Regions from separate parts of the Homo sapiens genome. Here region 2 is linked to region 1. Evidence: chromatin loops called from intact Hi-C (ENCODE). Cell type or tissue: IMR-90. All regions are shown on one strand. Each heading gives the region's core, and the rest is flanking DNA. Links, peaks and the distances in the headings are about the cores only. Region 1 overlaps ENPP6 (ectonucleotide pyrophosphatase/phosphodiesterase 6). Region 2 overlaps STOX2 (storkhead box 2).

Evidence for each region. Peaks named below come from ENCODE experiments on the same cell type or tissue, not always from the same donor. Only the 100,000 strongest peaks of a DNase experiment are listed, where the experiment ranks them.
Region 2: a loop joins it to region 1, with 3 times the contacts of the local background. A loop is called at or near these places in 3 of 110 quality-filtered maps.

What each region holds. Positions count from the first base shown.
Region 1 is chr4:184,093,956-184,105,341 of GRCh38, reverse strand. It overlaps ENPP6 (ectonucleotide pyrophosphatase/phosphodiesterase 6), which reads left to right. Exons shown (of 8, transcript NM_153343.4): 7 at 7,974-8,097. Among named protein-coding and RNA genes, the nearest start is that of ENPP6, 120 kb to the left of the region's middle. RefSeq lists a silencer at 2,552-2,846. In IMR-90, for the core only: CTCF peaks have their summits at 4,862 (motif pointing right) and 7,903 (motif pointing left); no DNase peak of the experiment used is centred there; H3K27ac peaks cover 2,037 bases.
Region 2 is chr4:184,013,839-184,025,224 of GRCh38, reverse strand. It overlaps STOX2 (storkhead box 2), which reads right to left. Exons shown (of 4, transcript NM_020225.3): 4 at 1,699-8,136. The coding sequence ends at 7,941. Among named protein-coding and RNA genes, the nearest start is that of STOX2, 110 kb to the right of the region's middle. RefSeq lists an enhancer at 7,538-8,037. In IMR-90, for the core only: no CTCF peak of the experiment used is centred there; DNase peaks (open chromatin) are centred at 5,954 and 7,904; H3K27ac peaks cover 3,889 bases.

The sequences.
Region 1 (11,386 bases), core at 1,510-9,509:
TTGCAGAAACAGAAGTTCTACCATCATCCTTTTAAATTTTCTTGCTCGTGTCATACTGCAAAAACCTCTACAGTTGTTCCAAGCCCAATTTATCTCCTTTTATTCTTCCTTACCCCAACCCCTTTCTTTCTTTCTTATCACCAACATGGATGATTTGCATAGACCCGAACCAAAATTTTTCTGGTTGTGAAAACAATTCTTCCAGTGCAAGACTTAAGTGTTGGGAATTTAGTGGTCAGGGAGGGGTAACCGTGCTCGCCCAAGTAACTTCAATCAGCCTAATAAATAATCAGTAGAATCTCTGGAATGCCCTCTCTGTGCCAATCCCTCCCTGTCCTTCAAAGCCCAACTCAAACACCATCTCTTCCAGGAAACACTCAAGAGTTGCTAATGTTCTCCAGCTTGGAATTTCTGTAAGACCTGATGCTACATTTGTTTGTCTGTTTTGGACTCTGCCTTGCCGGAGTGGAGGCTCCCTGAGGGCAGGTCTTTGGCATCTTGACCTTTGTTTCCCATCATAGAACTTGTACACAGTAGAGTCTCAGTAGATGTTAGTGGGTGGTATGAATTATTAAATATTGAGACAGTTGATTCCTGACTACTTATTGACAGATTGTTCACTTGGTTGGTGTGTAAACCAGTCACCAAGTAAACAGAGAAGAAAGCGAAGTCAGGCTTTCAAGCTTGGTTAATTATTAGTAGCCCCAGAAGAAATTTCAACAGGGAAGAGGTGTTGAAAGTACAAATTCTTCTGACCTCAGTTGACCCAGAGCTACAGTCCAAGGGCAGGACACAGCTCTCCCCAGCCCTGAAGGGCTAATTCCTGCAGCCTCTCCTGGACAGTGTCCATTTTATGCCACCATGCTCACAAAGGTAGGATGGGGAAAGATTTCCCCAGAGCTAGGTGAAAGATCGTAGAACATGGTCTGGACCCCTGCCTGACTTGAGAGAAATGCAGCAAATTCAGGCCCAAGCTTCTAAAGGAGGCCAATATTTTTCTCCAGAGGAAAGACTTATTTTGAAAACTGGAAAAGGATATGAAATGCCAGGCTCAATTCTAAAGCCTGTGGTTGAATGGCTGTGAGGCCTGGACTCAAAATATCTGGGGAAATCAAGACAATCTGGAAAACGTGGCTTCGGAGCTTTAGTGACAGCTAGTGTGGTATTGTCCAGGCCTGCCTGAGCTTCAGAAAGTCAGATGTGGGGTGGGAAGCTGCATGCGTTCTGATGGTGACCAGGGCCATCTGTGGGAGCTGTGTGGGAGCACAGGCATACCCTCCTCAGCCTGGGCGCACTGCAATCAACGTGATTCAAAAAAAGAAAAGAAAAGAAAAGAAGAAAGAAACCCCATCCACTAAGTGCTTTTCTCCAGCGCTTTGCTCCACTCCGAGAATGTCTGCGTCGCCAGATCCCTGCTGACTTGGCTGCCTGCATTTTCCATTTCGAGGATCAAGCAGTGTGTGGCCAGGGGCTCGCTGGGGTCAGGCCAGCAGGCCGAGGCCTGAGCAATTACATTCTGTTTCAGAAAGACAGAGAAAGGGAAATGGTTAGAGGAACATCCCTTTGGAGCGGCATGTGGCAAACACATCTCCAAGGCTCATAACCACCACTCCCACGGGCTCCAAAGAGTCCTGCTGGCTGGAAGCCTCTTTGCAGGACAATTTAAAATAGCAATGCCACAAAATATGAGAAAGCGTGGTTTATAATAGAAACCATATCTTGACCTTCACACTAGCAGCAAAACCATCCAAGCCAGCCAAACTGTCATCATTTCACCAGCGTTTTCACTGAAGCCACCCATGACTTGAACATTGTTGGTGCCTTTTCTTAGACTGGGAGGATGTCAGAAGTGTATTGTATTTTCAGGGAGGTGGGAGGCTTCTGTTATAACCGTGTCCTAGAAGAAAAAAGTAGATTTTTATTAGGCCTCTAATACACCTTAGATAGGTTTCACCTTTTATTTTAATCTGACCAGATTTCAACGGTGTTCCCCAGTTCCCTGGAGACCTGTTGTGATGCCTCAAGGGAGAAAGGGAAGAACTTGGGTCCCTGACCCCACACCCCATGAGAATTATACTTTCAGTAGTTGAAAGGAGACACAATAGTCAAAATGTGTAACAACCAGCATCCCATGGGCGCCGGCCTTTGAGAATGAAGCACCTGTTGGAGCAGCTGGAGGGCCACCCTGGCTCCCGCCTGTTGGAAAGCAGCCCTGTACCAGCTGATCCTGTGCCTCATTCTGCAGTCCCTTGAAGCCCTTTGAACTTTCTAAGAGGGAGGCCCGTGTTGCTTGCCCAGTGCCACACAAAGGGACATGAGGCACAGTCCCTGATCTCAGGCACTTCTCAGAAAAGGACAATCATCCTTTCACATGGCCCATGGCAGATGCCAGGTGAGCAGCTTCTAGGGGTTCTCATGGCTGACTGCACATCCCGACCACCTGGGGGACATTAAGAAGAGATTCCTCAACTCCTCCTGACCTGCTGAATGCAAATATCCCGGAGCCAGGTCCAGGCTGAGCTCAGGGTGGTCCTTGAGCAGCCAGCATGGGATGCACCGGTGTGGACGGTGAGCACGCTGGTTTCCAGCAGGGAGCGACACTGTGGCCTCTGTGGGAAGGCCAGAGGGGCAGCACCAGGCAGAGCAGGAGGCACCAGGCAAGGCCCTGCAACAGCGCCTCTGCTCGGGGAGGGATGGCAGAGAAGACAGATTTCAACCCTCCAGCCACCTCGGGAGGAGACATTTAGGGATGCAGGACACAGCTGGAGGCCGGATGTTGGGCAGCTGTTGGCCACCAGCCTCCTCCGTTATTCTCCCCAGCTTAGCAACCATTCTCCTGTATATGGTGGAGAGAAATAGGAAGGAATGGGCAAGAAATATATATGATCATGTATTCCAAAAATGCATCATGAAAAGACAAGTAAATGCCCCTAGAGTTTGCCAAAGCCACACCTTGCCCATGTGAAGCGGCAAATAATAAACATGGACCACTCAGTGCTCCTCGCCTCGTCCTGTCCTTCCACCCCTCCCTCTGCCTGCACCTTCACTCCCAGCGCAGCCTCGCATTTCTGAGTGTGCTCCCCAGACAGCACAGCTCAGCTCAGCACTCAAAGGAATCCTACAATGCTGAATGCAAACGGATGGGCCCTGGCAAGTGTCGAACAAACTGTATTTACTGGGTTTCTGATTCGGAGGTAAAGCGCAAATGTTGCATTTTCTTTTCATTTTAATGCTAAGGATGATTGAGACAAAGGCCTGGTCTAGAAATTATAACTCTTATCTCATAATTATTCCTTGGCTTCCCAAATCAATGCAAGCATATAACAGGCATTATCATGGGGAGCTGGCGATGGAGTGCAGGCGCCCAGAGAGAATGCAGGCACCGGCAGGAAAGCGCGCAAGCCTGAAGGCACCCTCGCAGCGGCTTCTCACCGCGCGTCCTGGTGTGGGGCGACTTGTTTCTGGTTCCTTCCTGTTAGAAATGATTAACTGGTTGAGGGGCTCATCAAGGAGGGTCCTGGCATTGCTGTCTACCCCTGTCTAGAGGAGGGGTCCTGGAAGGCACTGGGAAGTGCTGAACATATCACCCTGGGTGAAGATGTTACCTAAATTCCTAATATAGTGCTGACTGTACAATGGCCAACTTGTCCTGGTTTGCCTGGGACTGTCCTGGTTTTCAAACTGAAAGCCTTGCATCCCTGAAACCCTCTCAGCTGCAAACCAGGAGAGTTGGTCACCCTGTTTGGTTGGCAAAACCTCGCTAGCAAAACAACCCAGTTCCTCTCACCTCCTGGCTCTTCCAGCTGTCTCTCTCTGATGGCAGCTTTCTTTCCATCTTTCCCACCCAGGTCATTCAAGGGCTCCTCCGCTCTTGGAGTTCCAGGATTCTGTCACTGCAGGACCCTTGGAGCGACCCCACCCTCTTTATTTGGACTCCCTGTGTGGACTCCTCATCCTGATTTCTCCTCCCCATCTCCCTACCCCAGTGCTACACACACACACACACACACACACACACACACACACACACACACACAAGCTCACACACATAAACATTAACACACACGTGCAACACAGACACACATAAACACACACTCACATATACACACGCACACACATGCTTACACTCATGCACTCACACACTCTCATACACAGGCACATACACACTCATGCACACACACATTCACACACACATGCACACATGTGTTTACATGCATGTAGGTTGCATGCACACAGCTGCGTCCCCACTGACTGACTCTCCCCTCGGCCTCCTCCTGTGTCCCCACTGCTGAAGGCCTCCCTGGGGCCTGAGCCTCCCTCCCTCCTTCAGGCTCGGGCACCCACTCCTGGCACTGACTTACTCTGGAGTCAATGCCCAGCAGCTGCAGCCCCCTTCCTCCCTCACTAAAGCTGAGCTCTGTTAGGGGAAGGAGCCGCCCTCCACCTCTGTGGCCCCGACCCCAGAAGCCTAGCTGAGTTCCTGGCACGAATCCAGAGCTCAGTCCACATCCGTAGAACTGAATAAACCGGCCCTGAAATCATGGGCTTCTCCCACATGCTGGCAGGGACGTTCCACCATCGCCTGGGACTCCTCTTACCTGGGGCACCCCACTCCTTCTCTGCCTGCATGGAGTGAATTCCCTCCCCACCAGTTGAGGAGTGGGGAGACACCCCCTCCAGCACACATTGCAGGAGAACCGGGTGCTTCCTTTCACCCTGGGAGTTGGCTGCCCACCCTACAGTGGGATCCCACTTAGAGGCCCCACTCTGCCTGAACGCACACACACAAGCCCACCCTCTACCCTTTTTTCTCACCTTCGGCCAGATCTGGAGGGCTGGGGCGCCTCCCCGGATGTCACTAGGTGGCGCTGTGTGGCAGTCCCTGGGCCCCGCAGTGGCTGGATGGGGTCAGCAGGCCAACCAGGAGCTTGCGGATCCACAGATGGACATTCCCACTGTGGAGGTGGAGAGGTGTGTGGCGGGCCCTTCTTCATGGGCCTGGCCTCAGCTGTATGCCCTTGAGAAGATAATGTGAGGTACAAAGCAAAGGTGCTAAAAGCCACTGGCAGAGGAAAAAGAAGGAAATCATGGCTGCAGCATTGTGAAATGAAGGCTGAGTCCATCACTTACACCACACAGTTACCTGTGCACCTGACCCGCCAGGTGGCTATGATTTTTTCATCAGTAAGAGCAATTGTTTTTCTGGGGCAACTTGTTATTTTAATAAAAATGAGTGGATTTACCTACGACTAGAAAGATCCAAAATCACTTTCAGGGCTGGGGTTTTTCACTGCTTTGTGTGTTTATTTGTGGAATCTAGGCTGTAAGTCTTAAATCAGGCCATCAGTCTTCACCTATCTTGCTTCTGTTCTTTGCCATGGGGCACACACAGACTATGAGGTTCATAATTGGTGAGGTTGTTAATAGCAAAAGTGTTCTACTTCGTGCTTCAGTGCTCACCGCCTTGTAGACTGTGAGAGGGAGAAGCAACACATTAAATCAGCTGACGAGACTAAATTGGGATGTGTTGTGATCATCACCATGGACAGATAAGGAAGAAAAAGAGAAAGTTAGAGATGCAGTAAGTGAAAGAAACCTTCCCATGGAAAAACACGAACCACAGCTGGAGAAGGAGGGACGAGGGATGCGGGAAACTCAGGAAACAGAGAAACTTGGAAAGCTGCAATGCGAGGGGGCGATTTATGGGGTGAGAGCAGATGGCTGTGCAATGTGATATGACAGCTAAATAAGCACAAGCAGGCTCAGCCCTCACAACCCACACTGCCCGGCTGCATACTGCCCGGGCACCTGGCCCCATGGCCAGGGGCATCTGCGGACCAGACCGTTGCCACCTATTGAACACCTATTGTGTGTCAGGGACTTAGCACACAGTCATGACATCCCCCACAGACCCTGCAAGGTGGCCAGGACCAGCAGGGAGACTGCAGCTCAGAGAAGTGAAACAGCCAAGATCCCAGAGCTAGAAAGTAGCAGCTGGAATTTAACCCACCTAACTGCACCAACCCAGTTCCAAAATCCTGTTAGTGCTTTGTGTCTGGCCACACTCCGTGAGTGAGGATGTGAAGTGCAAGGTGACACCTCACTGGCCGCTGCCAGCAGGAGCACTGCAGTGACCTCTGGCAGTGTGGAGTGGAAGGGGCCCAGGCACCGGGAGATAGATGACCTGGGTTCCAATCCCAGCCCTGCCTTGCACTAGCTGTGTGACTCTGACTGTCACTTAACCTCTCTGAGCCTTAGTCCCTTCAACTACAAAATGGGGCAAATGGTATCATCCCCACTGGGATGTTGTGATGGTTCAGTGGACGTTGGTGTCAGCTTATGGCGAACTGCTTGGCTCACTAAACACATGATACTAGTCTTGTGAGCCAACCTGTAAATTGCTGGTAGCTTAGTGGTCTTGATTCTACTCATTCATCACGACCAGCAAATTCTACCTCCTGCATTTGAAATAGTAAATATTTGTAATATTGAAACCTGCCTAGCAAGGATGGGCCGTTCGTCCTTGGCGAGGTCTTAGAAGAATGAGTGGCTTCTGAGGTGCATGGCTAGGCTTGTGCTCAGCTGGCTGCAGCCTCTGTAGGACTTGCAAAGCCTTCTCTCAGCCCTCTATTTCATAGCAAGTGATCAGCTGTAGTCTAAGAAAATTGGGTTCCAAAGAAAAGAAGTGTGTCGGGAAGTGATGGTTCCGGAACCCATCCCAAAGGAAGAGTGGTTGAGGGAAATTAAGGTCTGTGAAGCCTGGACAAGGGGAGCAAAGGTGCCATCTTCCAGTGTGCTCATTAACGGAGGAGAGGAGGCTGGCTTGGAGTTGCTCCCAAGGGCAGGGCCAGAAGGAAGAAAGGCAGGGTGGGCTGCATGGGAAAGGGAGTTGGGATTTGCTGAGGAGACCCTTCTGGGTCCGGCTGCTTTGCTAGGAAATGTGATTAGATAGATACTGGTTCCCTAAGATTCTCCATCAACTGGATATCCCGCCATTCGGTTCAATGCTGACAACAATACCTGGAGTTAGAGTGGGCCTCACAGGTCAAGGGGCTCCATCCCACAGGACAGCCCCCACTCAGAGGCCAGCCACAAGTCCCAGGTCCCCAGGCTGCCGGCACCTGCGTGTGATTTGGCTACATTCGAGGGGTCACATGACCCTACTTCAGGTTTGATCACTCACTAGGACAAATCACTGAACTCAGGAAAGCACACTATATTTAAGATGGCTGTTTTATTGTAATGGATGGCCCTTAGAGAGGCACCACATAGAGAGGCCCGTGGGAAAGAAAGCATGGGAGGTGAGGCACGCAGAGCTTCCACTCCCGAGGGGCTCCGGAACCGCACGCCCCGTGGGCTTCACGTGGGGCTTCATCGCGCAGACGTGAGTGAGGAAATCATGGGTCAGGTGATTGGACTCAAGTCTCCAGCTCCTCTTCCCTCCCCCGGTCTGGTTCCTCTGGTGGCCAGTCCCCACCCTGAAGCTGTCTAGCCCCCAGCCCCAGGACCCCTCTCAGTAGCATTAACTCAGGTGTGGGAGAAAGTAGCTCCTTATGAATGAAAAGCGAAAGACATTCTTATCCTCAGGAAATTGTACCCCTGGTTTTAGGAGCTCTAGGTTAGAAACCTGGGACAAAGACCAAATACATTTTTATGACACCGCAGATACACTTTAACATCCCTTCTGCCACTAACTTACTATATTTAGTGGCTCTAAAACTGATTACGGGAGACAATTCAGCCCCACGTAGGAAAACACCTTGTTAACCACAGCGCTTAGCAATCGAATAGGCTGCTGCCCGAGGTCTGAGCGGCCTGGAGCAGGAAGTGCCGCAGCGGAGGTTGGGTCAGTCTGGGTCAGTCGGAGCGCAGAGGAGGAAAGCGCCCCCCGGTGGAGTGGCGGCTTGGAGCAGATGCCCGCTCAGCGCCACGGTCAGGACGTAGTGTCATGTGTCTGCCTTGCTTGGTTTCAGAATCGAGAGATGCTTCCGTTTTGGATGAACAGCACCGGCAGGCGGGAAGGTTGGCAGCGTGGATGGCACGGCTACGACAACGAGCTCATGGACATGCGGGGCATCTTCCTGGCCTTCGGACCTGGTAGGCGAGGAAATGACCAGATGCTCTCAGACCCCATTCCCAAGGAAGTGTCTGTAAGGGGGGCTACGGGTGCCAGGAGAGGCTGCAGGGATTTCCTTACAGACCCTCTTTATGAGCCAAGCAGAGCAAACCCAGCCGGTCTCCATGAAACATCTTTTGCTGGCTTCCTTTCAAATGCTTCTTGGGTTTGGCAAATGTAGCCAAATACTTTGCCTTGTAAATTTTAAATCCTGAGTGCAGTGAAGAAAATGTATTCCACATGTTTGTGATTCATTTTTTACCTAATTCATCAAAATGTTATTTCATAGCTATCTGATGTCCAGGAAAGCTTACTGGACACCAGGTTGCTGACCGCTGTGAGTCTCACTGTTGATGCGATCGCTTCTCGGGGTCTGGCTCTTCCACGGTCCTTCCCGTCTCGAGCACCCACCTCAGAGAGGCTCATTTAGTTTAGAGTCCAGCCAGAAGCTGGGATGTGCTCAAGGGCACTCGCGGAAATGACCTTGAGCCTGACTTTGAGAATGAGCCAGAATGACGAGGGTTGCCTTGCATGAGAGCAAATTTGCTGTGTCTTTCTTGACCAGATTAATTCCTAGGGCTGGAGGAGAGGAGAGATGGAGAGGGCCTATCTGGTCATTTGATTTAACAGATGGATCCCTGCCAATTCATACTTTGGAAAAGTTTGCCAAACACTCTGAAGATCTTACTGCTACCTGAACACCCTCTTCTCCCAAAAACAAAAATTAAAAAGGGAGAAAAATCATCCAACAGCCATCAACCATCAGTTGACTGGTTCATGAGCTATCCTTCTTTCTTAGCACAGTCCGTCCTCCTGCACTAAATATAAGCAGCTTACCCTGATACCTGTATTCTGAATGCCTTTTTCTAGATGTTGGTCAAAATGTTTCAGCCCACAAAAGTCCATGTTTGCCTTTCAAATTATAGGTTACACATCACATCTACAAGCTCTGCTCATCTCTTCAATTTAGTAAGATCAAAGACGTATGCCAGCATCCCTCATTCAGCCTACCATCGTTCACTCTACTTTCCACAAAATCCCTTTTAGGAACTATGAGGTGTCAGTTTCTGCAACCTCCGTGGGTGCCTGAGCTTAGGAAACACATTAGTCCAAATCCCTTTCCACATGTGATCCAGGTTCCCAAGTCCTCAAGGGAGCATTAGAAGCAGTAGCAGCAAATTCATGGAGCACTAATAGGGTTCATGATGTTGGCCTAAGAGAGGGTTCTGAAGATGCCTGAACATGCTACCTTTAACCAGTGATAGTTATCAGGTGCTCCCTGTCAGCCGAGCCCCAGGTCAGATATGCAGAGCCCCAAAGCTAAAGGAATTAGGAATGGAGCACCCCGAGGGTAACTACTGGATTACATTGGATACATTCCAGGGCCATGGTCTTTCTTTGTGAGAACATTAGTCAGCAAGGCTTTCATTCAAAAGCATGGCACCCTCCATTCCCAGATGAGGGAAATAGGATCATGAATGCAAAGCAGTGGTCTGGGAAGGACTATATACAAGTGAGAGTCTCAGGAATATATATATCTATATATATATATAGATATATTTTTTTTTTTTGAGACAGTTTCTTGTCACCCAGTCTGGAGTGCAATGGTGCCATCTCAGCTCACTGCAACCTCCACCTCCTGGGTTCAAACAATTCTCTTGCCTTAGCCACCTCAATAGCTGGGATTCCTGGAGCCCACCACCACGCCTGGCTAATTTTTATATTTTTCTTAGAGATGGGGTTTCACCATATTGGCCAGGCTGGTCTCAAACTCCTGACCTCAGGTGATCTGCCTGTCTCAGCCTCCCAAAGTGCTGGAATTTCAGACGTGAGCCACCACGCCCAGCCGAGTCTCAGGAATATTTTAAAGCAGAACCAAATCTAGCCCCAAACCCCAAATTTTAAACAAGGTCCCCAAAGCTGCATTAGCTTAAAGTTAAAATTTGGTGAAGAGATTCTGTCCATTAACAGAGGCCTCCATCACAGGTTCCTGTAACACTAAAAGCGCCCAGTCTTTTACAGACAGATAGATGACCCCTGATGAAAATGGACTGCGCTAATTGCAAAATGTTTCCAGGCAGATACAGCGTGGAGAGCCTCCCGCAAACCATCACGTTCTGGCTCCAGTTCTCATGAAAGATTAAACAGCTTTACACACTGGCTGTTTACTGAGAAGAAAATTTAAGAGCAAGGCCTTTAATAGCTATCTGGCTGCACTTTGAGATAAAGGTGCATCCCTCCTGATTAACTGTATGTGCTTCTCCCTTAGGGGGAAAGCTGGGCATCATTGCGGCTGCCCAGATGCAGCCTCAGAAGTCAGTGAGTCTGGTCCAGCAAAGAGAAAGGGAAGTAATTCTGCAGGAGAGCCTCACTCTTGTTAATCCCAGTTTCTAATTTGAACAGTCTAATCTTGCCCTGGAGAACTCCACGTTTGAGATAAGACAGCAGGAGTGGGAGTCAGTGAGCTGCCTGCGAGCTAGCAAGCCCCACTGGGAAGGCAGCCCCAGGTGGCCAGCCACAGTGTAAGCCTGCAGAACCTCCTCTCTGTAAGAGACACACCTCTCATATCCAAAAAAATGTAAACACGCGAGGATAACTTGGACTCTCTGTCCATGTCTGAAATGCCATCTTCAGCTAGTAGAGCCTGTCTGGGTCCTCAGTTGGATCAGGCATTGTTTTGCTCTTCAGGAATTTTCTAAAAGCTTTCTCATTCCAGCCTGGATTATTTCTGCACTGAGCCCAAAGCACTATCCCTGCGCAGCAGGAGGCCACGAACTAGGTGGGATGGGAAAGAAATCTCAATCCTCCTTTATGCTTAAATGCACAGAATTCGATTTCATATTTCCAGTGTAAAAAGATAATATTTTCTAATACTTTTGTCAGAAGAATTTGATCTCAGTTTTTCCTGTGAAGTGTTAAAGAAGAGGATTTTTGTTTTGTTTTGTTTTTTAGAGATGGTCTTTCTCTGTCATCGAGGCTGGAGTGCAGTGGCATGATGGCTTACTTGTAGCCTCCATCTCCTGGGTTCAAGAGATCCTCCTGCCTCAGCCTCCTGAGTAGTTGGGACTACAGGCACACACCACCGCACCTAGCTAATTTTTTATTTTTGCAGAGTTGAGGTCTTGCCATATTGCCCAGGCTGGTCTTGCACTCCTCAGCCTCAAGCCATCCTCCTGCCTCAGCCTCCCAAAGTGCTTGGATTACAGGTGTGAGCCATAGTGCCCAGCCACAAATGGATATTTGAAAGCCTGTGGGACACCTGGGCTTACT
Region 2 (11,386 bases), core at 3,387-11,386, 82 kb after region 1:
AAAGGTGAGAGTGGAAATGAGATTGAGGGATGACAGTGGTCTGTGCACACAAGGAGGGAAAGACAATATAAATGTAAAATTTAAAATACTAGTAATCAATTGTGGTTATCAATAATGGAGAGCAAGAGTGAGTCCAAATATTAACAGCATAACAACGAACAAATGAAAAGCACTGCTATTATGCAAAGTGAAGAGTAGTAAAGTAAAATAAACTCAAGGTAATAGAAAATAAAAATAATGCATGGAACTTTACAATAAAGGGTGAGGAACAAGGGAAACGCAAAGGAAAGTGACCTGGGAGGAATTTATTTGATGGAATTTGGGAGCTGCAGTTAAGCAACCTATTCGGCCTCTCTTGAGCACAGGTGCCTCGGTTTTTCTTGAAATTCCTGTATGGAGCAATGTACTGTGCAAATATATTAATCACACACATGATTAACCATTTGCTTGACAGGAAAGGTCTGGAGCCACTGAGCGTGAAGATGGGCAGGGGGGTGTCCCTAAATCCAAGAACTCTCACAGTAGGGATAAGATTTTACAGTTAAATGAATTATTAAGGTCAGGTGAATAACTTCTTCTGATTACTCAGTGGTTCTCGATTTCATGGCCACCACCAGGGAAGGAGGCAAGTACTGAGTACTCTGCTTGAATTTTCTCTAAGGAAGGAGAGAAAAGCCACCACTCTAAATGCTAAAAGTAAGTTAAAACCATACCGTTTCCTTTGGAAAGACAACGTGTTTATGAACTGTGACCATTCTCTCCAAGGAATCAGAATCCTGCCTTCCCCCTTCTCCTTAAGTCCCCACGTTTCCTCAGTTCACTAGATCGTTCTGAAATGAACACACAATTACCTTTCCTTGACCACAGCTGCTTTTGGTCCTAGAGTAAAACTCACAATATACTCCCAGTATTCCTGCTCTTCCTAACTTCATGCCTGAAAAAGGAAACGTCTGTATTGAGACAGTTTAAAATATATAGACAAACTTACGCAACAAAATACAACTTGTTCTTCAAAGCAGTTACCTTGGGGTCTCCAGACACTTATCCGTAGACACTGTCATTGTTCACAACAATTTTTGGAAGTCTACTTTGGATATTGCCTTTATAAGAAAATCAGGCTCGACTTTATGGCTCATTGTTTTTGACTGAGAATACCATTTCCTAGCTCCATCATTAACGGGGCAGCAAATCCCTTTGGTTTGAAAAAGCCCATTTTCTACGGGCAAAGATTTGCCACAGTGAGAGACTCAGAAGAATGAATGACAGCTGAAGGAGAATAAACATGGAGGATTCCGAACCTGTGCAAGTGACTCACTGGAACCTGTGAGCAGCCTCCTCGTGTTTACTGGGGAGAGGATCCCATCCACTTGGGAACAAAAGCTGAGACATGAGTGCTAATGAAAAAGAAACCCCAGACCTAATCACATCACTTTATAATTTCATATAGAAAATGTAGTTATAGGCATCTCTCTCACTCTGTTTTAAATTCAGTTACCTAAAAATGTGATTTTTTTCCCCCAACTTTCATGGAAAAAGAATTTTGATCAGAAAATTTTCATTTTTAGTTGTTTTAACTCAGAAGCTCTAATAATATTGAGTAATCACAATGTTATAAAATCCTATTAATTGAAGAGAGAAGTCAATTAACCTCACCTAAAATATTTTCTCTCAAGTACCAAAAAAAATCCACTTAAGACATATAACCAAATGTTATTTAATATCTTAAAAAGTAACACAATCCAAAATGGATATTTCACACAACACTACATAAACAACATGAACACAGTATCACCATAGGGAGGGACTTTCAAATATAGACTTACAAAAATCCCTGTCCTTTTTTTTCTTTTAAGTTATTATACTAAGCATGACAAGTAATCATCATTTACAGTATGGTACACTGACACGATAAAAACCATGTTACAAATGTGCTGTTATAAATCAGTAACATTAGGGAAGACATTTCATGAACTGTAATTATTTCATATGAAATACTATACAATATAAACAGAACATCCATCTTGGATGACCTTTACAGCAACCAGAGACCAAGTAATTTAAAATTTTTTTTCAGTGCAAACACATTTTATTCAAGGCAGTCTTGGCTGCAAAACTCCTTTCTAACATACAGTAAATCCCACTTGCACGTCTTAATTCATTTACCCTAATGCAATAGTCACATTCAGTCACTCAGAGAAAGATACCTGCAGAATTATGATCCCTTTAAACTTGACGTTTAAATTTAATTCTCTTCTAGAACGTAGTATCTGTGTCAACTGCTCTAAGGACTTTAATTTGTAGCTGTCAATACTTGCATGAAGGTGACCCTAGGGCAGCTCTATTCCTAACCCAGCAAGTGTGCACGATACTGCACAGTGTTCTGCCCTTCCAATGTGGAAACCGTGGCGGTGTGTCAGTATCTAGGTGGGAGAATGGAAAGGAGGACCTCGGAGGAAAGGAAGTGGAGGAGCTGCTGCATGTGTACTTCATGATTAGTTTCCCGGAACTGCAGAGGACAGATATTGGAGGAGATCTCAGGTCTCACATTTGGTACCTCTTCTTGGTGGGAGCAAGGGAACAAGTTTACTAAGACCAGCCAAGCTTCTAACCTTACATTTCCAACCTTCCAGAATCATCGCTGCCTGACTTGAAACACCCCATTCCCTCCTTGGCATGATGTGTGTGTGTGTGTGTCCACATTTGAAGCCAACAATTAATGATTACAGCCCTATAACTGATCATGTACAATCGTAAGAAAGTTTAGTTCCCCCTTGAGTCTTGTAGAATCCTGAATCTTGTGAATCATCAACTGTAAGTCATAGAACTGTAAAATCACAGGACTGTGTGTTAGGGGAGCCATCTCTGGGAATCTCCTTGTGGGCTGCTGCTGCAAAAGATGCAGAGAATTAACTCAATAGGAAGGTGCCAATGTCTGTTTGAAACACACAAGGAAATGTAATAATGAATGTTTTCATATATGTAATTTATGAAACATCGCCTGAATAAAAATCTGTGGGAAAATACTGGATGTATCCTTAATACCATAAGACCTTCTGGGAAAGGAATGGGGTGACAGTTGATTCTATCTCACTTGGCAAAGCTCAGACCAATAGTAATCTTTGTCCTGCCCACATTTTACTAACCCAAAGCAAAACAGTGTTTTCCATGCCTTTTGCATTCATGTTTCCTGTGTTCTAGCTCCCCCAAGCCCTAAACATGTGCAGAAAAGTCACTCACTACCAGAAGAGCCCTGGATGACGTTGACAATGGGCGGGATGGTCCTGGGGGAGATGGGGGATAGAAGAGATTGCTCCTGCTTGGGCCCACTGAGGTCTGGCAGCACGTGGCTAGTTGGTTCTGTGACTGGCCTGTGGTGACGGAGGAGATCCCCATCAAAGATCATCTATCTCCTAATTCGAGAAGACACTTAGAACTGGATCAGCTCCCTCAGAAATCCAGCTCCTCCAAAGTAGGGCTCGATATATTGTACTGATTTTCTATGGTGCCAAGCAGCACTGTGAAGAGTACTTGATAAAGTTTTTAATTAAAATTTCTGTTTCAGCACCTTCCACTGCCAGGAGCAGTCATGTTCCTGAAAGCTGGTGATTTAGCACGGGAACTATAGCAACCCAATATGAAACTGTAAACAAGGGTGTGTCCAGATCTGCTTCTGACTGCAGTGGCATTTGGGTGGATCTGTCAATCACCCGCTTTATCCATTGATACCAGTAAGGTGTGCTGAGATGTAAAATTCCAAACACCCTGAACTTTTTTTTTTTTAATGAAAATGGACAAAAGTGTCAAGATGTATTTGTTTTCTTTGACTTTATTAGCACACATCAGAAAAATAGCATTGTATTTTGTGATTTCTCATGATGCTCTATCAAACAGATAGAAAACAGATCATCAATAGCTGCCACTGTGTTCCTGGAGAATCTTAAGTCACTCCTTTTGTTAATTCGTTGTAAGTATGCGTATTACAAAGATGACCTGTCTTGTGAATTGTTTGTAAATCTGAATGCTTTGGAAGCACTTTGAGATCCCAAAGTGAATCGTGCAAAGTCATTATCGGTTGTTGTTGGTTTTTAAATGAAGCTCCAAATACTGCCCATGTTATAAATGGCAAGACTTTCAAAAAATGATCACTATTGTATTATGAGCAATATGCTTGTAATTTAAGTTAAAAACTTTATTTTCAAGTACACTTGGTGGTGATAAGTGGTTTATCCTGGGTAGAGTTTTGCAAAGCTGCGCCAACCTAAAAAAGGAACAATGCTTCTGCTTCCACTGAACAGGTTTCTTCTCCCCATGGTGACTGCAATGTAATTTAAATTTACATTTTAGATGCTGGTTGGGCTATGAAAAAGAGGGACCTGGGAACAGCTGGTGTTCAGATCATTGTTACTCCGGATTAACTGTGAATTGATGCTTCCTGAACCTGACCTTCACAACATCAGAGAAGAAGTAATTTGTTATTTTTATCCAGCTAGTCTCCATTCACCTCTTCTATTTGTTTTCTCTATTTGATGGCACCCCCCCCCCTTTCATATGTTCATTATGGTCCCCTGAGATGTGCAAAATATATATAATGGAATACAAATTATTTAACAGAAGTTGTGGAATTCACAGCACAGCTCTTTTAATTAAAGTGGAGTTTGGGCTCGACATGGTAGCATGCGAGTGAAGGCAGAGCCCGAAGTGCTTCAAGCTTGGCAGTCCACATTGCTTGTGTGTCTTCTGTTACTGAAAACTTAGACTTCAAATCAGATTTCCAAAAGAGTAAATAGCTCTTTCAATTACGTTCACCCATTGGCTCTTCGCCAGAGAACTTTTAACAGGAATGGGTGGAGGGCGGGGGTGGGCACAAGAATTTTTAAACTTCCGTTCATTCCTAACAAAATCGAGTGCGCTTTCGTGGGGAAGAGAGGAGAAGACAGGATTACATCTGAAAGCCAAACAGCGGCGTAAGAGAAAGCCATGGCGATGGAAAGTCATGAGTCCACAGAGGCAATCACTGACACACACAGCACGCCATGCCCTAATGTTGAAGGAAGTGTTCAACTTTGCTCTTCTGAACGATACACTTTAACACACGGCTGCCATTTCATCAAATTTATGGAGGTAGTTATATGTAAAAATAAAAATTACCATAAAGTAATATGTTGTATCATAATAATACATAAGTGTGCAAAATGCCGACAGATGTGTTGACCCTTTCACAGAGATTCAACCAGATTCAGTTTTGTAAACCTTTCAGCTGCTAAACCCTAAGACTGGATAAGCAGTCGTGTAACACAAAGCTATGATTTTACAGGAGGAAAGGGATACTGGCAACGCCTGGCGAGGCCCCCACTGTTCCGGGACCGAGAGCCTCACCGTGACCTCGAATGACATTTGCAATGTGCTGCCGGCTGCCACTCCTCCCCCATTCAAGAATCTCGATCAGATTCAGGCAGGAATATTTTTATATGCAACATCTGCTTACATGGTATCACCTTTAAAGTCCATCATTTCTACACTAATGGCTGCTGGTCTAAGGGAGTTTTTAAAAAATTATGTACCCCATAGCATCAGGCAAATAGTGTACATATTTATTTGAATAATGTCTTCTGTAAACCTATATCTTGTGAAATATCAATAAATTCCTATTTTAAAGCTTCTCTTAAAGGTAACGCTTTCCTTTCCTGTTCACACAGTATTCGATTATTTCAATGGCTACTTTCAGAGGATCAGCTAGAGGCTGATGTGTTGTTTCAATGGTTATATTATTTATGAACTGAGAGTAGAAGAAAAATTTGAGAGCAGGTTTTTGGAAAAAATGAATTTAGACAAATATTTAGTAACTGTATGATATATAACTCCCCAAGGGAACCAACTATGTAGTCTATTAGATACATGATCATTCCTTCTGGACATATTTAAGCAATGAGACAAACAATGCGTTGAGGCATGCCTTGGAGGAAATAAGGCATGAGACTGAAAGCCAACTGGCTTAAGCATTTCAATGGTATGGGAGTTTACTAAGAAACATGCTGAAGTTTCACTATAATAAGCAGAAAAAAGGAATTTACACCAAACTCAAGGAGTTCAGTTTGACCCAATGCAACTTCCAAATAACTGAAAAACTATGAGGGAGCATTTAAAGGTTTCAAGAATGAGTCCAACTGTGTATAGGACTGGATTCTTTAAACAGATTGCTAGTGATTAAACCTCATACAAAAACAGATGCGTCTCACAAATCATATGCCAATTACTGAAATTGGAGGTGAAAATATTCTAGATTTATTTTGGGATATATATATTTTATGGTGTATGGCTCCCAACAGCACATGCCACTGAACTAAATAAAACTTTATGTCAGAACACTTACTTGTGTCATATGTAACCCTTTTGCAAATAATATTCCATTACTACAGATCTGTCCCACTGTTCTCAGAAAATAAAACATGGGAACGTTGGAATGTCTCCTTGCTATAAGATGAAATTATTGGTCATCCCTTTGCTGCTGGGTCTTCTTTGTGTTCAACATGACATTGTAAACCAAAGCAAAATGTTAACAAACCATTTGGAAATAAGTTGGTCTAATTAACTACACATCCAGCTAAAAACGCCTCCTGAAATTGGTTACAAAGTATCTGTAAACATTACTCTGGCATAGTTCATGTATGCATAATTGTTATTCTGATAAATTTTAGGGGAGTACAAATTCGGATTATACCGCACTAGCAGAATGAGCACATTCTGTTGTTTATTACATGGGCACATGTATATTTCTAATCAAAAATTATTTTAAAAGTTTTCTCTATACATATCTTCCCAGGAATAAAAGGCCTGAAGTTCAACACTCCCTAAATTTGCTCTTTCCTACAACCACTAAAAATTATCTCCCACAGCCTAATTTAGGCATTCTATTTAAAACTACATAAAATAGATTTATGTCCTTCCATTAGAAAGAATAACATCCTCAGGCCCTACTCTTCATTTGTATCACAAAGAACATTTTGCTTTTAAACAAACTAATTATTGTATCTATTAGAGTAAGATAGGGTCATCCTAAGTATCACAAGGAGGAAATTCTCTTCCTTCAATATTTGAGTAACACCTTTTACAAGTCCACATCACCTTTTCAATCACCTAATGCTGTGCCCCAGCCAGACTGGAAATTGCTTTCCTTTGTCCACTTCAGATTCAAAGGCCTATATTCCTGTTTGTGATCACGGAAGGTTAAAAAAATCAGACAAGCATCTGTGACACTTCAAAACAAAACCCTGAAAACATTCACTCCCAGTGATCTCCATTGCGACCCCTTCTCACACACTTCCATGGGCTCCTGCAAAATAGTGTCACGAAAACTCACAGTGAAAAATGACTGGTGCATAAACAATTCACACACAAAGGGCCGGGGTCCCTTCTAGTTAGTTTGGCATCTATTTCCCTCAAGGTGGACCCTTGCATTTGACATTTCGTGGTAGCTTAGTTTTGTTTTTTGTTTTTTTTTTTTAAATTTTTTTTGTTTTGTTTTGTTTTTTTTTTTTTGGAAGTGTCAAGGATCAGTTCTGTGGCACCGTTTAACCACAGACTGGGAGCAACACGCATCTGTGGCATTTTAAAATGGAATTGGCAACTGCATGACATTGAAAATGCGTATTACACTTACAGTGTCTAGACTTTCCTATGTGTGCTCAGATACAATTAGTGAAGCAAAAGTATACATATCACCCCTACTGTTACTCAGTTGCTACAGAGCCATAAATGTGAAAAGCAATACTCTGAAATAAAGATTTTTTGTTTTTTTGCCCTAGCCCTACTTAGCAGCACAGTTTAAGTAAACACAAAAACTGTGGTTGAGATGCTTGTCTTTCCAAAGATGTAAACATCAGTCCCAGTGTCGTAAACTTTGCTGTATCGAATGAGACAGAAGATCTGAGGCAGAAGGACAATCACACGCTAGTAACAGAAGCTTGCAAGCAGTTGGAAGGTTTCTGTAGCTTCTCAGCTTCATTTGTCGGGGGCTCCGCGCTCGCTCGGAAGTTGAAGGCTGGACCAGCTCCACCATGGGCCGGGCTCAAAGCGGGGTTCTGACGACGGTTACTTTCAACAATGCTTGATGTGTTGGAAGCCAGGCTCTCCCGAGTACTAAAAGAGCAAAAAGGGTTTGTTTTGTTTTGTTTGGAACATAAATAATTATAAATTGAGCCCCAGAGGAAGAGCAAATGATGTCGTTAATGGATTTCCTCTGTTGGTTCATAATGTCATATCAATATACATCTCGACTGATTATTCACATCTGCCTCTCCACCACTGGCTCCAGAAGCTTCCACAGACATGTAATAATCAGCAGCACACTCAGTGAATAAAGGGTTTTTAAATAGCTAAATGCACTTTGAAATGTCTTCTCCTTTTTTTCACACTCAACGAAACGACTTCAAAATTTGAGGTGATAGCTAGCTATCACAGTGGTTTTTAAAACAGATACTCATAAATACACCTAAGTCATGATTTCATTTCAGGCTGGAAATTCACTGGCATAGCCGCTCCTGAACACACTCGATAATTTTATCCTAATGATTCCATTTTCATTCTGGATTAGCAGATTTCGACTGTGGGGGACTTGAGCATGCCCTTTTTTGGGGGACCCTGGGCATTTGCCGCAAAGATGGGAATAAAATTCACTTTAAACGTTTTATTCCACTGTTTCAAAATTTAACACTTTAGTTAAAATACATTATATTTTCGATAAAGGAACTTCGATTTTTTTTTCCCATTCATTTGTTAAGTTTCCACTCATTTCTGCCCCACTTCGGCAGGATTGTTTTTGTTTGGATTTTTTGTTTTTGTTTTTGTTTTGTTTTGTTTTGTTTTTGGAGTCAAGGTCTTGCTCTGTCCCCCAGGCTGGAGTGCAGTGGTGTGATCTCAGCTCACTGCAACCTCTGCCTCCCAGGCTGAAGCAATCCTCCTACCTCAGTCTCCCGAGTAGCTGGGACCACAGACATGTGCCACCACACCCGGCTAATTTTCGTGTTTTTAGTAGAGACTGGGTTTCCCCATGCTGCCCAGGCTGGTCTCGAACTCCTGAGTGCAAGCAATCCGCCCGCCTTGGCCTCCCAAAATGCTGGGATTATACGTGAAGTATTTTCTTTTTAAAATAATTCGTATAGAATACAGGTGATTTAAAAGCTGTATTATTTTGCTCTCTCTTTTACTTTTTCTAAGTTAGAAACACTTGAATCTATTTCATTGCTTTAAGATATTTAGAACATTTAAGATTTCAAATGTATAGGGCAATGGCAGAAATAAGATGACTGGGCCAGATTGAGAAGAACTGAGTAGCTTTCCTGTGCCAGGGCCTCAATGTGGCTACAAGAAATGTATCAGCTACAGAGATTGAGGAAGCCAGAAGCATTCTCAAAACATCCACTGCATGAGGCAGAGTCAACATTTAGGAAATAGTCTCTGAGAGTTGGTCCCCACAACTGACTTAAGCCTGCTAGAGCTAGTTAACAAGTCAAACTACTACAGCGAAGACATCCTCTCCTCTCTTTCATTCCCATCCTCGGCTGATAGCATCTTTGAATCCTGTACTCTGACAGCCCTTTCCAACAGGTTATTTAAGCCTAACTCCTTGTGGCTTTGAGTTTGCTTCTCACCAAGAAGCCAAGAGTTAATTGTTTAAAAGGCAGTTTGTTCACTGACAACCAAAAAAACAAACAAACAAACAAACAAACCCTCGGACTTTCTTGAATGTCGAGGGTACCTCCAGAAAGGTAATCCATTTATAGGGAGAAGTCAAGTTTTTCATTATGCTTATGGTAAATCTGAGCATACCTAAAAGACACTCCAAAATGTCATCACTAAAAGGGAAAGTGTGAGACTTGCCTACATGACGTCTCCCCCAGGAAAACTCACCAGTGGCTTTGCCAGAGCTACCACTGAGGCATGGAGCAGGTGGAGGAAGAGGAGGGTCAGGAAAGATGCAAAACCCCAAAGATTTCAAGACACATTCCTTTGGTTTTGTTCTTAATCACTAAAGTAACTTTTTACAGTATCTGACTTCCTCATCTCTAAAATATAGAGAGTTATGATGGGATGTACCTACTCCTAGGGTGACTGTGAAGAAGAAGTAAGCATCAAGGAAGAATCTGTACACTAATAAGGTAGAAAATGTGGATTATTTCATTGTATACCTAGCATATAATGAAATAAATAGTGACTGTGGGTTCGCTTCAGAATCCATGTATTACGAATGACGTATTTTCTATGGGAAAATACATTTTAAGGTCCAAAGGATTCACTCTTAAACCAGCTTTCAAGGGGTGGGCTCAACATTTATTATGTGCCTGCTGTATACCAGGCACCGTAAACACATATTGCAATACATGATCTGAGCTGGGGTCTGTCTCTACTGTAAGATCCCTTCGCCCACCTTCAATCACAGCCAACATATTAATAGTGGTAAATATGTAATATATGTAATAGTGGTAAATTGTGGTAAAGAATGTATTTCATTATTGTTGCAATAATGATTACAGTCTGTGACATTCAAGCTGCGGGCTCCGGATGTGCTGATGAAAAAGTTAAAGGAGATAGAATGTTAGCAGTAAAAATATTCCTCAAATTTAAAAGTTGGTTTTTTGTTTTTTGTTTTTTTTTTTTAAAGAGAGCTAATGGAGTACAACCTGAAAAACAGGATTTCAGGATTTTATAGGCAGGAGAAATGGACCAAGCGGTTCTGTTGTTCATCCTTCTGTACACATGTCTTCCCCTGGCCCCAGGCGTCTACAGCACACGTTCTTGCAATACATTAAGCAGATATACCCCTGGCAGCCTTTGGTCTCTGATTTTCATATTGTGTTTATCAACCAGCTTTAGGCCTCATATTTGAAATCACAGGCTTCTCACGTCAAGACTTTTCATTTTCAATATTAGATCTCATAGCATAGTTCAAGTTTCTACCCTTTTTCCTTCTACATACCCTTTAATTCCCAACAAAAGGGACTGAAGAATTTTGGAAATGTGGCTGAACATGACTTCTAAGCCAGCACTGAAACCCTGGAGTGTGGAGAAAAGTCACTTTTTGGGGTCTTTTTCTGTTTTTTTTTTTTTTTTTTTTTTTTGGTTGGGGCTTAGCTGCTCGGTGAATTATTTACTGAAAGATTTTAATAAATGGCCTGCTTAAGATTTTCATGTCAGGGCTGGGCATGGTGGCTCATGCCTATAAGTCTAGCACTTTGGGAGGCCAAGGCAGAAGGATCTACAAAAATTTTTTTAAAAATTACCAGGTGTGGTTTCACACACCTGTAGTCCCAGCTACTCAGAAGGCTGAAGTGGGAGGATTGCTTGAGCCCAGGAGTTCCAGGCGGCAGTGAGCTACAATCACCACTGCACT